Linked DNA regions of Homo sapiens: region 1 is linked to region 2. A link is an interaction called in ENCODE POLR2A ChIA-PET data of the cell type or tissue named here. Cell type or tissue: CD4-positive, alpha-beta T cell. All regions are shown on one strand. Links, peaks and the distances in the headings refer to the core of each region. The heading gives the core; the rest is flanking DNA.

Evidence for each region. Peaks named below come from ENCODE experiments on the same cell type or tissue, not always from the same donor. Only the 100,000 strongest peaks of a DNase experiment are listed, where the experiment ranks them.
Region 1: POLR2A ChIA-PET joins it to region 2 with 10 read pairs; 2 of 35 experiments call an interaction of 5 or more read pairs at or near these places.

What each region holds. Positions count from the first base shown.
Region 1 is chr10:23,439,712-23,447,998 of GRCh38, reverse strand. OTUD1 (OTU deubiquitinase 1) reads right to left here. Exons shown (of 1, transcript NM_001145373.3): 1 at 5,622-8,287. The coding sequence ends at 7,096. Among named protein-coding and RNA genes, the nearest start is that of OTUD1, 4.8 kb to the right of the region's middle. RefSeq lists silencers at 7,706-8,075, 8,216-8,287. In CD4-positive, alpha-beta T cell, for the core only: no CTCF peak of the experiment used is centred there; DNase peaks (open chromatin) are centred at 7,528 and 7,938; H3K4me3 peaks cover 2,509 bases.
Region 2 is chr10:21,699,720-21,708,050 of GRCh38, reverse strand. The region is part of intron 13 of MLLT10 (MLLT10 histone lysine methyltransferase DOT1L cofactor); the gene reads right to left. Among named protein-coding and RNA genes, the nearest start is that of MLLT10, 170 kb to the right of the region's middle. In CD4-positive, alpha-beta T cell, for the core only: no CTCF peak of the experiment used is centred there; DNase peaks (open chromatin) are centred at 5,020 and 5,290.

The DNA of each region.
Region 1 (8,287 bases), core at 288-8,287, 1.7 Mb before region 2:
AGCCAGGACAACATAGTGAGACCCCATCTCTACAAAAGAAAAAAAAAATTAGCCAGATGTGGTGGCCCACACCTGTGGTCCCAGCTACTCCAGAGGCTGAGGTAGGAGAATTGCTTGATCCCAGGAGGTCGAGGCTGCAATGAACTGTGACTGCACCACTGCACTCCATCCTGGGTGACAAAGAGCAAGACCCTATCTCAAAAAGGACATAATTAAAAATTTATAAACAGGCTGGGAACAGTGGCTCATGCCTAATCCCAGCAACTCAGGAGGCCCAGATAGGAAGATTGCTTGAGCCCAGGAATTCAAGACCAGCATGGGCAACATAATGCTAGCTACTCAAGAGGCTGAAGCAGGACGATTGCTTAAGCCCAGGAGTTTACGGCTGCAGTGAGCTATGATCACGCCACCGCACTCCAGCCTGGGTGACAGGTCAAGATCCTAGCCCTAAAAAAAAAAATACAATAAATAAAAAAAAAAAGGTATAAATAGAAGAAAGACAACAGCAGGGACACACTATGAAGGATTATATATGGTAGGGAGGAAACAAAATATTAACTAGGCCATGACAAATCAGCTCCAATTTTGAGATTTAATATAGCCAACCCATTTGTTTTCTGAATATGTCACTGCACACACTCAGAGATCCCTTAATCAGACAAATCCAGGATACCACTAAACAATGAAAAAAGAAGACAAGGCAAGCAGCAAAAAAGCACTCTGGTTGACCAAAAACTAAAGCTTAAACACATTACTTACAGCAGAGCATCACAGTTCTGAATTAGAAACTCATTTCTAGTATGACAGGTTGTGTTATTTAAAAAAGAGAAAACCATTTCTTATGATTTTAGAGTCAATTCTGACAAGCACATTGATTAGTGTCTCTAACTGAACATAGAAAATCATAGTGGGAATTGAGGTTGGAAAGTGACAATGGTAAGAGCTTTTATAATGCGAGGAAGTAGACAGGAAAAGTATAATCACAAAGATAAAATTCCCAGCACTAGCTGGGCGTGGTGGCTCAGGCCAGTAAACCAAGCACTCTGGGAGGCTGAAGGGTGAGGATCACTTGAGCTCAGGAGTTTGAGACCCCATCTCTACCAAAAATAATAATAAAAAAATTAGCGAGGGAGAGGTGTGGGATGGTGGCATGCACCTGTGGTTCCAGCTACTCAGGATGTTGAGATGGAAGGATCGCTTGAGCCCGGGAATTCAAGGCTGCAGTGAGCCATGATCATGCCACTGCACTCCAGCCTGGGCAACAGAGTGAGATCCCATCTTGAAACAAATTAAAAAAAAAAAAAGTCCTAGCACTCTGAGATCCCTTTAAGTACAAATGAACTGTCACATTTCAGCCATCTGCAAGCACTAAAGCACTAAATGATTAAACCATATTTAGTTTTTTTGTTTTTTTTTTGAGACGGAGTCTCGCCCCGTTGCCCAGACTGGAGTGCAGTTGCGCTATCTCAGCTCACTGCAACCTCCGCCCCCCGGGTTCCAGCGATTCTCCTGCCTCAGCCTCCCGAGTAGCTGGGACTACAGGTGTGAGCCACCACGCCCAGCTAATTTTTGTATTTTTTAGTAGAGGCAGGGTTTCCCCATATTGGCCAGGCTGGTCTCAAACTCCTGACCTTGTGATCTGCCCACCTTGGCCTCCCAAAGTGCTGGGATTACAGGCGTGAGCCACTGTGCCCAGCCTCATATTCAGTTATTTTATAAAGAAAAATTAGTACACCATAAATTACTTTTTTTTTTTTTTTTTGAGACGGAGTTTCACTCTTGTTGCCCAGGCTGGAGTGCAACGGTGTGATCTCAGCTCACTGCAACCTCAACCTCCCGGGTTCAAGCGATTCTCCTGCCTCAGCCCCTATAGTAGCTGGGACTACAGGCACCCGCCACCACGCCCAGATAATTTTTCTATTTTTATTAGAGATGGGGTTTCACCAATGTTAGCCAGCTGGTCTTGATCTCCTGACCTTGTGATCCGCCACCTCGGCCTCCCAAAGTGCTGGGATTACAGGCGTGAGCCACCGCGCCCGGCCTTTTGTTTCATATTTTACACAAAAAGGAACTGTTCAATTATTTAGAAAATTCAATTGTGAGAAACAAGGCTAGATAAGGTTTTACTGTAAGTTAACTGATGACAGTGAACTCTCCCTGACCTTTACTCATAGAATCATTGTCATTGATCTAATTTACAACAGGAAGAAATACATTTTTTTCCAACAGCTGTTCTGATCTGATTTACACTACTTGCCTTGGTCCCACTGACCAATGACATAAGCTTGCAGCCAGTATTATTGAACACAGCAGTCGTAACTCATGCTTGAAATCTGTTCAACATTTCCTTCTCAACCAGGCTACAGAGAAAACAGTCACACTAGGAATTGCTAGAGACTGGATGTGGGATGGCAGTGACCCCCAAAGCAAAACAGAGCAAGTCATTTTGGAGAAGGCAACACCTTCAAGATCACAGCAGATTAGTGAAGTTCTATTTTTAAATAATTACAGTTGACCTGGTTTCTCAAGATGTTTGGAAGATGACAGAAAGATAAAATCAATGAATTCTCATTTTTGGTTTCAAAAACCATTTTGTCAGTTACAGAATTCAATACTGCAATATCTTTTTCTATTATTTGAGTTTAAAACGCGCATAATTACTTTGTCATTAATAATTCCCAGTACCTTTAGAGTCAAGTTATTTTCATTTAATTTCACATTCTCCAACTAAATATTTTCCAAAGCTCCATTTCCCTTCAATTAATTCCTTCATTCAAAAATTTGGCGGGGTGTAGCGACTCATGCCTGCAATCCCAGCACTTTGGGAGGCCGAGGTGGGTGGATCACTCAAGGTCAGGAGTTGGAGACCAGCCTGAACAACATGGCAAAACCTCGTCTCTAATATTAAAAATACAAGGCCAGTCACAGTGGCTCACGTCTGTAATCCCAGCACTTTGGGAGGCCAAGGCAGGCGGATCACGAGGTCAGGGTATCGAGACCATCCTGACTGACATGGTGAAACCCCATCTGTACTAAAAATACAAAAAAAAAATTAGCTGGGCGTGGTGGCACGCACGTGTAGTCTCAGCTATTCAGGAGGCTGAGGCAGGAGAATCACTTGAACTCGGGAGGCGGAGGTTGCAGTGAGCCAAGATCATGCCACTGCACTCCAGCCTGGGTGAGAGCGAGACTCCATCTCAAATAAATAAATAAATAAATAATAAATAAAAATACAAAAAATTACTTGGGCATGGTGGCAGGCACCTGTAATCCCAGCTACTCGGGAGGCTGAGGCAGGAGAACTGCTTGAACCCGGGAGGTGGAGGTTGCACTGAGCCAAGACCACACAATTGCACTCCAGGTTGGGCGACAAAGCAAGACTCTGTCTAAAAAAAAAAAAAGAAAAAAGCAATTTACTGAGCACTCGCTCTGCTAGGTACTTGGGTTTGAACCCAGGGATTCAACAGGGAATGTGCCTATTGAGCTTAGTAAATTTGGGAAATCAAACTGAATTAAATGTCATCTAGTTTCTCAGTGCCTCTTTGAGATAGACATTCTAGGGATGTACAAAAAAATGACATCTGAACTTAGGATGTAACAAATAACTATTTAATGTGAACATGCTACATACTTGAATTTATCCAGTACATTTACCTACATATCAAATTATCAAACGTCCAAAGGATTACAATCTATTTTTCTTCCCTAATGCCTTTCTTCCACATGAGCACTAAATGTCATGGTAAAGTGCTAATGATTCTCAAAATGCAAAACTTGGAAAAAAATTGTATAACTTTTTTTTTAGGAAAAGCACATAAGATAAACTTGAACAAAGTAATGAAATTATCTCCAGATTTTCTTTTTCAAGGCTGAGTGTGTGATTCACACCTGTAATCCCAGCACTTTGGGAGGCTGAGGTGGGAGGATTGCCTGAGGCCAGGAGTTCAAGACCAGCCTGGGCAACACAGGGCGAACCCCCGCCCCACCGACCTCTATGAATAATAAAAAATTAGCTGAGCATGGTGGTACATGCTTATAGTCCCAGCTACTCAGCAGCCAAGGTGAGAGGCTAACTTGAGCCCAGGAGGTAGAGGCTGCAGTAAGCCATGATTGTGCCACTGCACTCCAGCCTGGGGGACACGACAACACCCTGTCTCAAAAATAATAAACAAAATGTTAAAATTAAATTTAAAAACAGGACTGGGCAGGGTGACTTATGCCTGTAATCCCACCACCTTGGGAGGCTGAGGCAGGAGGATCACTTAAGCTCAGGAATTTAAGACCAGCCTAGGCAACATAGTGAGACTACATCTCTACTAAAAAATTTTTTTAAAAATTAGCTGGGTGTGATGCTGGACGACCGTTGTAGCCCCAGTTACTTAGGAGGCTGAGGTATTCGGGAGAATCACTTGAGCTCTGAGGTTGAGGCTGCAGTGAGCCATGACTGTGCCATTGCACTCTAGCCTAGGTGACAGAGGGAGACCCTGTCTCAATAAAAACGTAAGAAAAAAGAAAAGAAATCAGGACTTGGAATCCTAATTTGAAAATGAAACAGAACACAGAGTAAGCTACCTAAAACAGTAATAGGCTTACAGAAGGCTTTTTAGGAATTCTTGTGTGTTCTACTCATACTTGTATAAAATTTTAAGCATCTCCAAATGTTATACAGCTCTAAATAAAGTGGAGAAAAGGGGTAGCCAGGTAATTCAAATAATAGAATTTCTTTCTTCCCAAATTACTTACTGAAGCCATGAAGCAAAACTTACCTACACAAAAATCCAGAGATCTGTGATTAGTAAACATTTAAACCGTTGACAAATTCTTTCCTTGATATTCAACGGCATCCTTCCAAGAATGTGGTTAACCAATGAACTCAATCAAGTTCAGTTGTGTCTATGACTGTGATGTCTAAATAACTGAAAAGTAAAATATCCAAAATAGCTGCTTTTCTTATGCATTACACATACCCCAACATTATGCACACAGGTGCACCAACTTAGTCCATTTGTGCTACTGCAACAAAATACCTATAATTTATAAAGAACAGAAATTTGTATTTCTCACAGTCTGTTGGCTGGGAAGCCCAAGATCAAGGTGCTCGCAGGTTCCACATCAGGCGGAGGCCCCTTCCTCACAGATGACACCATCTAGGTGTCCTCCTGTGGCAGAACAACAGAACAGCAAAATGGGCCTAAGCTAGTTGCTTCCAGACCTTTTTATAAAAGGCAACTAATTCATTCATGAAGACAGAGCGCTCATGCCTTAAATCACTTCCCCAAAAGCCCAACCTCTTAATACCACCATAATGGGGACGAACACATGAATTTGGGGTGGTGGGACACATATATTCAAACTATAGCATGCACTTTTCAACATCTTAAAACAGATTCCCGTGGTCTCAAGAGGCCAGACTAGACAAAAATTAGGGCATCTCTTTGGTTACTCTCTAAAACGTTAAACTCTATACTGAGAGTGAGTGGAATACAAAAGTATGACATTTAATTAGACATTCTGCTGGCTGACACAAAACTTGCACTTCCTTTTTCATTAGCCAATAGGTACAGCTATAACTGTAGACAGAAATTATAATTAGAAATAATGAGAGCAATTTCTTGGATTACTCCACTTTTAAATTATATTTTATTCAGACTTATCCTTTGAAATTACTCATGATTAGCCTATCCTCTTCATGTGATAATTTAGGAAACCTCTCTATTGCTGTGGCATCTTTATGGAAAAAAAAAATTGTGTACATGCATACATGCAAGAAAGTTTCCTACAAACATCACAATTTAAAAACCACTCTATCCAAAAAGGCATTGTAAAAGTATAATTTTGCATTTTATTCATTCATTCCATCAGCTGGGAATTGCTCTATTGTACAAATACAGTTTTGTACAAAAAAATCACAAAATGTTACAAAATAAAAAAAGTACAAACTGCATTACTTAATAAATATGACTAAAAGTAGTTAAAGTGGCAATGAGATTGATTTTAAGTTGGAAACATTGTTTGACCCAGCAAACCATACAAGCTCTGTTTACAGACATTTCTACATCAATACAGGGCAATCCTATTTTGCCTTTTGAAAGAATGTAAAGAAATATTAAGACAGTGTTCTCCTGCTATAACTGCCAAGGTTGGCTCCAGACATTTATGCCATTAGTTTATAAATCTCTTAGCTGGATTCAAGAAGTTATATAAAGCAGGAGGCTTATCTTGTCACAGAGTTTTATACCATGTTAACATTCTCTTACAACAACGTGACAAATGTAAATAAAAACAACTGAGAGCACCAGACAATCTACTCTACACATCAACCAGGGTACAGAATAATCATTCTGCCATCAGCAAATATCAGACTTTCATTCAAGTAAGACCTGCTACTATCCCTTAAAAGAGGAAAAACAAAACAAAAACCAAAAAAAAAACACAAAAAAACACCTTCCCACAACCTTCCATTAAGTAATTTTCTTTAAAAGATTCGCCATTTCTAGAAAAATAATGACTTCCAAAACAACAGCTCTGTTTCATCAAAATGGAATGGGCCAAACATCTGGTAACAAGAATGCATCAATATCCATTTGAAATAATTATCTAAGAATTGTGAAATTCAAATTTCAACAACATAAAATAACTACCAAATCACAAACTCTGTTCAAAATAATACATTTCATATAAAGCACTTCTCTGGATTTACGCCTGAAAGCTGTTTGTCAAAATGGAACACGTCATAGATGAAGGTACACCAGTTTTTAAAAATGTTGTGCAAAAATACATTTTTATAGAAAATAGACTACCAGGAATGAACAAATTTACACTGTGAGAAATCAGCTTGCAAATTAAGTAATGCTCACTTTATACAGCAAATTATAAATAGCAGTAAAATCACCCAAAGCTATCATGAAACATCATTTAGGTGCCCAGCAACCTCCAGCTCTGAGAAAACATTCAAAAAGATGATTAAGGCATTACACCTACAGTAAAATCTACTAGCAAGTTTGAAAGTGCTATTACCCTGATTAAAGTTCATGTGATTCTCCAAACACAAGTTATATATGCAATTATTCCCAGGGTGTAAGGTTTTGAGACATTTCAAGAGCATGCATTTTGTTCAATATACATTTTAGACAAGGATATGGCCATAGATTTGGCAAGTTCTTCGTCGCGTTTCCTTTGCACTTGAGTTTGTTTGCACCAGTTGTCGTACTCTGGGTTAGGATAGGAGTGATCAAATACAGCATCATAGTGTCCGTTACTGAGCCAACTGAGCCAAATACTAGGCCTCAGGGAATCCTCTGGGCCCAAATAATGAATCATGGTAGACACCGTGGGACTCTCCAGCCTCCCTCCAGTAGTTAAATGGATATTCACATTCAGCATCTGCCCCATGGCCAGCAACTCCGGGTACCCGGCCCATGCCCCGTCTTGGGCAGCAGCGATGATAAACTCCCCCACGTCGCCCTCAATCAGGGGGCTGAAGTGGTCGAGATGGTCGGCGATGTAGTGCACCGTCTGCTCCCTCAACTCCCGGTGCAGGCTCTGGTCCCCATACACCGTCTTGCTGACAGCTCGGTAGAGGCAGTTGCCGTCTGGAATGATGTGGAATCGGTACTTATTCCTCTGCCGCAGATACTTGTCCTGCTTCTCCACCTCGGCCAGGTATAGGGCCAGCTTCTCGTCTCTGGGATCCGACCTGGAGACGATCACCGGCTCCGCCGCACTACTCGGGGCGGCCTCGATGCTCCCGGCGGGGGGTGCCTCGGCCTCTGGGTCGGGCCTCCGCGCCGCGTCCCCACCGGGCGCGTCGCAGCGATCGCCGCCCCTCTCCCAGCCCCTGGGGCCCCTCTCCGCCAAGTGCTCTTCGCCCCACGGACCGGGGCCGGGATCGGGGCTCCCCGGGGTCGCCGCGGGGCCTCGGTGCTTGGCGGCGGCCAGGGCCTGGCGGTGCTCGCTCAGTCGGAAGTTCCGATCGGGCCCCTCCCGTGTCGCGTCCAAGCCCGCGGGCTCGGGGCAGTCGGGCCGCAGCAGCTCCTCCAGGAGCCAGGCCGAGGAGCCCCGCCGCGGCGGGACCGGGGCTGCGGGCGCCGGGGCGAGCAGGAGGCAGCGGCCGCGCGGGGCAGCGGCGGAGCCCGCGGCGCCGGGAACGGGATCGGGCCCGTGCAGCAGGAGCCTGTCGGCGCCCAGGGCCCGCACGGTGATCTGTGCGGTGGACGTGTAGTGCGGCGGCAGCGGCGGCTTGCAGGACGCGCCGGGCGGGCCGGCGGCGGCGGAGGCGGGCGCGGCG
Region 2 (8,331 bases), core at 163-8,162:
CATTAAAACAAATACATGAATATAAATTCCAACACATACTATAATGGAAGAGAAAAAGGTACCACAAGAGTGAAATACTAGGAAGCAAGAAAGACCTGTCTAAAAAAATATTTAAGACAAGGCTTAAAGGTTAGGTAGGTGTTAACTAGACAAAGAGTAAGACAGAAAAACTTGTCCAAAAGACCCAGAAATATTGAAAGAAGAAAAAACAGGTAATACAGCTAAAGCCTTGTGGAGAGGCTGGTAAAAGACAAAGTTGGAGAGAGGGGAAGGAACAGATCATAAGGCCTTGTAAGCCATGTACAGGTGTTCTGAATTTTTGCTAAGATCAGTAGGAAGACACCAAAGGCAAATAGTATGACTCACTTTTTAAAAAGATCATCCCTCTGACTCTTATGTAGCAAAGGGACTGACGGGGATGAGTGGAAACAAAGATTTTTTTTTAGGAGGCTATTTCACAATCTGGATTAAAAATTATGTCCCTCCAGACAAAGACGGTAGTAGTACTGAACACGGACAAGGACTTGCAGTGCATCTAGAAATTAGAATCATCTAAACTTGGCCGGGCGCAGTGGCTCACGCCTGTAATCCCAGCACTTTGGGAGGCCGAGACGGGCGGATCACGAGGTCAGGAGATCGAGACCATCCTGGCTAACACGGTGAAACCCCGTCTCTACTAAAAATACAAAAATTAGCCGGGCATGGTGGCGCGTGCCTGTAGTCCCAGCTACACGGGAGGCTGAGGCAGGAGAATGGCGTGAACCCGGGAGGCGGAGCTTGCAGTGAGTCGAGATCGCGCCACTGCACTCCAGCCTGGGCAACAGAGCGAAACTCCGTCTCAAAAAAAAAAAAAAAAAAAAATCATCTAAACTTGATGACAAATTAGATTTGGTAGCAGGGTAGAAGATGAATGAGTCATGGGTTTCTGGCTAGTGATTAAAAGTGCCCTTACTGAGATGGTAAAAACTGGAACAGGAGGAATGGAAGTTTTCTTAAACGCCAGCCTGGGACCACATGTTGAGGCTCTCCAACATTTCAAGGATGGGTCCTAGAAGAGGAGTTCATACAGAAAATTGACACCAGTAAGATAAGAAGAAAACCATGACTGTGGTGTCACTGAAGCAAAGAAAGAGAGCCTGACGAAAGAGATGGCAGTGACTTCTCAAATGCTGCATTTTCAGCCCACTAGATGTGAAAAGATGGAGACAAACAGTGATCTCAGGAGAAGAATACAGTATGAGTAGACGCCAGAAGAACATTGTTTAGACTTAAGTTTTTATTAGTAAGCCAATGCAATTACACAAGATTGGTAAATAAGACAGAAGTATACCTGTCTAATGACAGAAATAATAATGCTCATCAACCTGAGTTCCTATTTCCCACTTTCAAACTGCCTAGGAGGTCAAGTAAGTACCCATCCAGTGGCTTATTCAGGAAAAAGACTGTGAATGGAATAGTCTTCAGAAATATTTAACTAAGTAAGTAATTAAGCCTGTAAGTTATCCCTAACCCACATCCCGAGAGACTGAATGACTTATTCTTTCCTAGAGGTTAATATGGTGTGAAAATAGTTAAAAGTCCAAATCCTGCTCCCTCGTGCAAATAACTTAACCTCACACAACCTCATATACCTCATCTATAAAGTGAGGGTGGTACCAACAATTTCACAGGGCTGGGGCAAGGATTAACTTACATATGCGAAGCATATACTAATATTGTCCTCAGGACCCCTAATGGTATGTGCAGGCACCAGTCATGGTAGACAGTATGCTGTCTACCACATAGTAAACATCTGACAAACAGTGCCCATCATTATTATGAATTCATTATTATGAATTAAATAGGATTGAGAGAGGGGTTTCAAGATGGGTGACTAGAGGCATTTTGTATTTGTCTCTTCCACTAAGAACCAAAATAGTTAGAAGGTAACCACAATTTGTATAGATCGTCCAAGAGAAAACACTGGAATTCAACAAAAAACTAACAACCAATACCTAAAACAAGGAAGGAAAGGGAAGCAAGGCAGCCTGCTTGGCCAGGAGCCAAGAGAGGCTCCCTAATGCAGGGAAAGAACAGGTTAGAGACCCTCAGCTGTCAACATTCCCACATGGACTTCTGCAATCCTAGCCATGGGAGAGCTCCTAGATCCTTTCAGGCTCTGAAATAAACATAAGGAACTGCGAGGAGATTGTGTTGACAGCACAGCCACAGGGAGGATGCTTATGCTGTATCCCATACATGTTCTAAGACCTAAGCAGCAACAGCAAAGCACCATCTTAAGAGTCTTGTACCCAACAGGCTACACACTGTCCTAGGGCCCAGCAGCGCTAGGACTAAGGCCAAGAGATACACCAGCTACTGCTCCCAGGGTGGAGGCGTGAATGAGCAAAGTGTGGGCTACTGCACACAGGGCTGAGATGTGGGGAACCACTGCTAGGGCTGATGCATGAGTGTTCCCCATCTGCTGGCCTACACTTGCCTCCACTAACATGGCCCTGGGCTCTCCAGTGACAGGGCAACGGTGTGACCAATGCTGCCCCGGCTACCTGAACATTCTGCTGGTGACTTAGGGATCACCCTGCCCCTGCCTACCATGACTGGTACCTGCAAATACCATCAGGGGGCCTGAGGACAAGCCCACCAACCCAGCTTTGCCCCACCCTCAGCCCATGCCAGAGCACACAAGTCTGGAGTACAGGGGACTGCCCAGCGCAATCCAACATCATTAGCACCTGAACACTTGTCCTGGGGATCTGAGGTTAGGCCTACCCACCCTGCTGCTACTGCCACAGCTGGCACCTATCTGCATGTACCATCTGTAGGTCTGGAGACTGGCCTGCCCAGTCCACTGTAGCCACCACCAATACAAGTGCACTCTTCCTGGGATCCAGAGGGTTGACCCACCACTGCCACCGTCTTCGCACACCACACTGGCTGGCTGCAGACCCGAGAACCGTCCAACCTACAGAGCCAACTGCTACCACTACTGGCATCTGAGGAAGTATGGGCCTCCACCTCGAGGCACAAGAATCAGCCTACCTGGACCCACTAACACCAGTACCAGCATATGCCACCCTGGGCCCAAGGTGAGGCATGCTTGGTCCACGACTGAGGTGCAAAGGCTGGTCTACTTGGCATCCTAGTCCCCAGCAAAACTTCACCACTGCCTCCACTAATAATTGCACCCTAAACCACTGAGAAAAATCATAGCCACTGCTGATACTGTTTAAGCCAAATAAATCATCCAGAGATTACATGACTGCACACATCCAGAATCACAACTACGGTGCCTACCCAAGCAACACCATAGATATATCTTCAATAAAATGTTCTCCCCTATGAAAGCAAATTCAAAAAAATTGGGAGAAGCTATTATCACATCAGATGCACAGATATCAACATATACAGGAAACATTAAAAAGCCAAAAAAAAAAAAAAAGCGAGAGAGAGACACCTCCAAAGGGCACACAATAATTCCGTAGGAACACATACCATTAAAAAGTTTTTAAAAATATTGGAAAAATAATTCAAAATTTTAATACTAAAGAAGCTATGTGCGATACAAAATAATTCTGAAAATACAAAGAAATCAGAATGGTTATTCAGGACATGAATAATATGAATAATAAATTAATTATTTATTTTTATTCTGTAATTCAGTAATAATTATATATATATATATATATATATATAGAGAGAGAGAGAGAGAGAGAGAGAGAGAATTTAAAAAGAACAAAACAGAGGCTGGGCACAGTGGCTCATGCCTGTAATCCCAGCACTTTGGGAGGCCAAGGCTGGCAGATCACTTGAGTACAGGACTGCAACATCAGCCTGGCCAACACGGCAAAACCTCATCTCTACAAAAATACAAAAGTCAGCCAGGTGTGGTGGTACCTGCCTGTAATCACAGCTACTTAGGAGGCTGAAGCAGGAGAATCACTTGAACCTAGGGGGCAGAGGCTGCAGTAAACTGGGGTCACTTTAGCCTGGGCAACAGAGCAACACTCCATCAAAAAAAAAAAAAAAAAAAAAAACAAAAAACAATCGAAATCCAAAATGTATTCAGAAGTTTCAACAATAGACTAGATCAAGCAGAAGAAATTCACAACTTGAAGCCAGTCTTTTGAAATAACCCAGTCAAAACACAGTGACCAATAATATGGAAAATCAACTCAACAAAATACTAGATTAAAACTTCCCAGGTCTGGGCCGGGTGCGATGGCTCACACCTGTAATCCCAGCACTTTGGGAGGCTGAGGCGGGCGGATCACAAAGTCAGAAGTTCGAGACCAGCCTGATCAACATGGTGAAACCCTGTCTCTACTAAAAACACAAAAATTAGCCGGGTGGTAGTGGTGCACACCTGTAATCCCAGCTACTCGGAAGGCTGAGGCAGAAGAATTGCTTGAGCCTGGCAGGCTGAGGTTGCAGTGAGCGGAGATCGCGCCACTGCACTCCAGCCTGGGTGACAAAGCGAGACTCTGTCTCAAAAAAAAAGAACTTCCCAGGTCTAGCAAGAGATACAGACATCCAGATAGAGGAGGCTCTAAGATCCCTAAAAACAATGCAAAAAGGTCTTCTCTACGGCACATTTTACTCAGGTTGTCTAAAGACAAAGACAAAGAATTCTAAAAACAAGAGAAAGGTATCCAGTCACCTATAAAAGACCCCCCCATCAGACTAACAGATTTCTCAGCAGAAATCTTACAGTCAACATAGAAGGGGATGATATATTCAAAAGTGCTGAAAGGAAAAAAAAAAAACTTTCAGCCAAGGATATTACATACAGCAAAATTATCCTTCATAAATGAAGGAGAAATAAAGTCTTCTCCAGACAAGCAAAAGCTGAGGAAATTCATCACCATTAGACCACCCTACACGAAATGCTCAAGGGAATTCTAAACCTGGAAGCAAAAGGATGACATTTGCCACCATGAAAACATACAAAAGTACAAAACTCACTGGAGTAAAGCAAATACACAAAGTAAGAAGAAAGAGAAAGGACTCAAACCACCCCTACAGAAAACCACAAAACCACAACGACAAAAAGAAAGGAAAAGAAAGAATATACAAAACAACTAGAAAACAATAGGACAAAAACAAAACCTCACATATCAATAATAACCTTAAATGTAATGGATTAAATTCTCCACTTACAAGATATCAACTAGGTGAATGAATTAAAAAACAAGGTCCAACTACTTATTGCCCACAAAAAACACACTTCACCTGTAAGGATGCATACAGATGGAAAGTAAAGGTATGAAAAAAGATATTTTATGCAAAGGGAAACCACAGGAAGTAAGCAGGAGTAGCTATACTTACATCAGATAAAAGAGACTTTAAGAAAAAAAAAACTGTAAAAAAGATTAGGTCATTATATAACGACAAAGGGATAACCAGCAAGAGGATATAACAATTCTAAATATATATGCACCAAACTGGAAAATTCAGATTCAGAAAGCAAATATTACTAAACCTAAAGAGAGGGATAAACTCCAATACAATAATAGTGAGAGACTTCAACAACCCACTCTCAACATTAGATAGATCACTGGCACAGAAAATCAAAAAACGAACACTGGACTCCAACTAGACTTTAGACCAAATGGACCTAACAGACATTTACAAAACATTTTATCCAACAACTGCTCTCATCAGCATATGGAACATTCTCCAGGACAGACCGTATGTCAGGACACAAAACAAATCTTTAAAAATCAAAATCATATCAAGAATCTTCTCAATTTACAATGGAATAAAATTAAAAATCAACACAAAGAGGAACTTAGGAAACTATACAAATACATAAAAATTAAATAACATAGCCAGGCACAGTGGCTCACGCCTGTAATCCCAGCACTTTGGGCAGCTGAGGTGGGCGGATCACAAGGTCAAGAGATTGAGATCATCCTGGCCAACATGGTGAAATCCCGTCTCTACTAAAAATACAAAAATTAGCTGGGCATGGTGGTGGGCGCCTGTAGTCCTAGCTACTCGGGAGGCTGAGGCAGGAGAATCACTTGAACCTGGGAAGTGGAGGTTGCCATGAGCTGAGATCAAGCCACTGCACTACAACCTGGCAATACAGTGAGTATCTGTCTCAAAAAAAAGAGAGACGAGACGAGACGAGACGAGAAGAGAAGAGAAGAGAAATAACATAACCAGGTGCGGTGGCTCACGCCTGTAACCCCAGCACTTTGGGAGGCTGAGGCTGGTGGACTGCCTGAGGTCAGGAGTTTGAGACCAGCCTGGCTAACATGGTGAAACCCATCTCTTCTAAAAATATAAAAAAAATTAACCAGGCGTGGTGGTACATGCCTATAGTCCCAGCTACTCAGGAGGCTGAGGCAGGAGAATTGCTGGACCCCAGGAGGCAGAGGTTGCAGCGAGAAGAGATCGCATTACTGCACTCCAGCCTGGGTGACAGAGCAAGACTCCATCTTCAAAATATATATATATTTTTAATAACACAATCCACCACTGTGCCAATGAAGAAATTAAGATGGATATAAAAAAATTTCTTCAAATGAAAATGGAAACGCAACATGCCAAAACCTATGTGATACAGCAAAAACAACACTAAAAAGTTTATAGCAGTAAACATCTACATCAAAAAAGTAGAAAGACTGCAAATAAACAATCTAATGATGCACCTCAAGGAACTAGAAAAGCAAGAACAAATCAAACCCAAAATCAGCAGAAGAAAAGATATAATGAAGATTAGACAGAGACCCCCTCTCCCTCTCAAAAAAAAAAAAAAAAATCAATGAAATGAAAAATTGGTTCTTCAAAAGGTAAACAAAATTGATGAACTGCTAGCTAGACAAGGCAAAAAAAAGAGGTAAGAACCAAATCAGCAAAATCAAAATTGAAAAAGGAGACATTACAACTGATACCACAGAAATATGAAAGACAGCAGAGAATAGTATGAATGCTAACAAATTGGAAAATCTAGAGAAAATTGATGAATTCCAAAAAACATACAACCTACCCAGACTGAATCAGGAAGAAACAGAAACCCTGAACAGACCAACAATGAGTAATGAGACTGAATCAGTAATAAAATGTCTCCCAACCAAAGAAAAGCCTAGGACTGGATAGATTCAATGCTGAATTCTACCAAATGTATACAAAGGAACTAATACCAATCCTCTTCAAACTATTCCAAAAATCCAAGAGAAGGGAATTCTCCTTAACTCATTCTACAAGGCCCTGACCAGTCAAGGATACAACAACATCAAAAAAGGAAACTACAGGTCAATATCCCCAAGAAACATCAATGCAAAAATCCCCAACAAAATGCTAGCAAACCGAATTCAACAAAACATCAAAAGGTAATACACCATGATCAAGTGGGACTCACACTTGGAATGCAAGGATGGTTTAACATAATAGGTATCACATCAATAGAATAAAGGACAAAACCCATATGATCATCTCAGATGCAGAAAAAGCATTTGATAAAATTCAACATCGCTTCATATTAAAAACTCTCAAACTAAGCACAGAAGGACCATTCTGCAAAATAATAAAGGCCATATAGGACAAACTCACAGCTAACATTATACTCAACAGGAAAAAGCTAAAATTTTTCCTCTAAGACCTAAAACAAAACAAGAACACCCACCTTCACAACTCTTATTCAACATAATATTGACAATTCTAACCAGAGCAATCTGGCAACAGAAATAACAGGCATCCAAGTTGACTTCCATACGGAAGTAAAATTCATTACTTTGCAGATTACATGATCTTATATGCAGAAAAACTTAAATACTCCACCAAAAGACTATAAGAACTGATAAATTCAGTAAATTTGGAGGATACAAAATCAACATACAAAAACCAGTACTGTTTCTATATATCAATAATGAAATAGCAAAAAAAGAAATCAAGGCAGCAGTCCTGTTTACTATAGTGTTTAAAAAAAAAAAAAAAAGAATACATTTAACCGAGTAGGTGAAAGATCTCTACAAGAAAAATTACAAAACACTGATGAAAGAAATTGAAAAGGACACAAACAAATTTAAAGACATCCCATGCTCATGAATTGGAAGAATTAGTATCATTAAAATGACCACACTGCCAAAAGCAATCTACAGATGCAATGCAGTCCTTATCAAAATAACATCATTTTTCATAGAAATAGAAAAAACAATTCTAACATTTGTATGGAGCCAAGAAAGAATCAGAATAGCTGAAGTAATCCTGAGCAAAAGAACAAAGCTGGAGTCATCATGCTACGTCACTTCAAAATATATTACAAAGCTACAGTAATCAAAAAAGCATGGTATTGGTATAAAAACAGATACCAATGAAACAGAATAG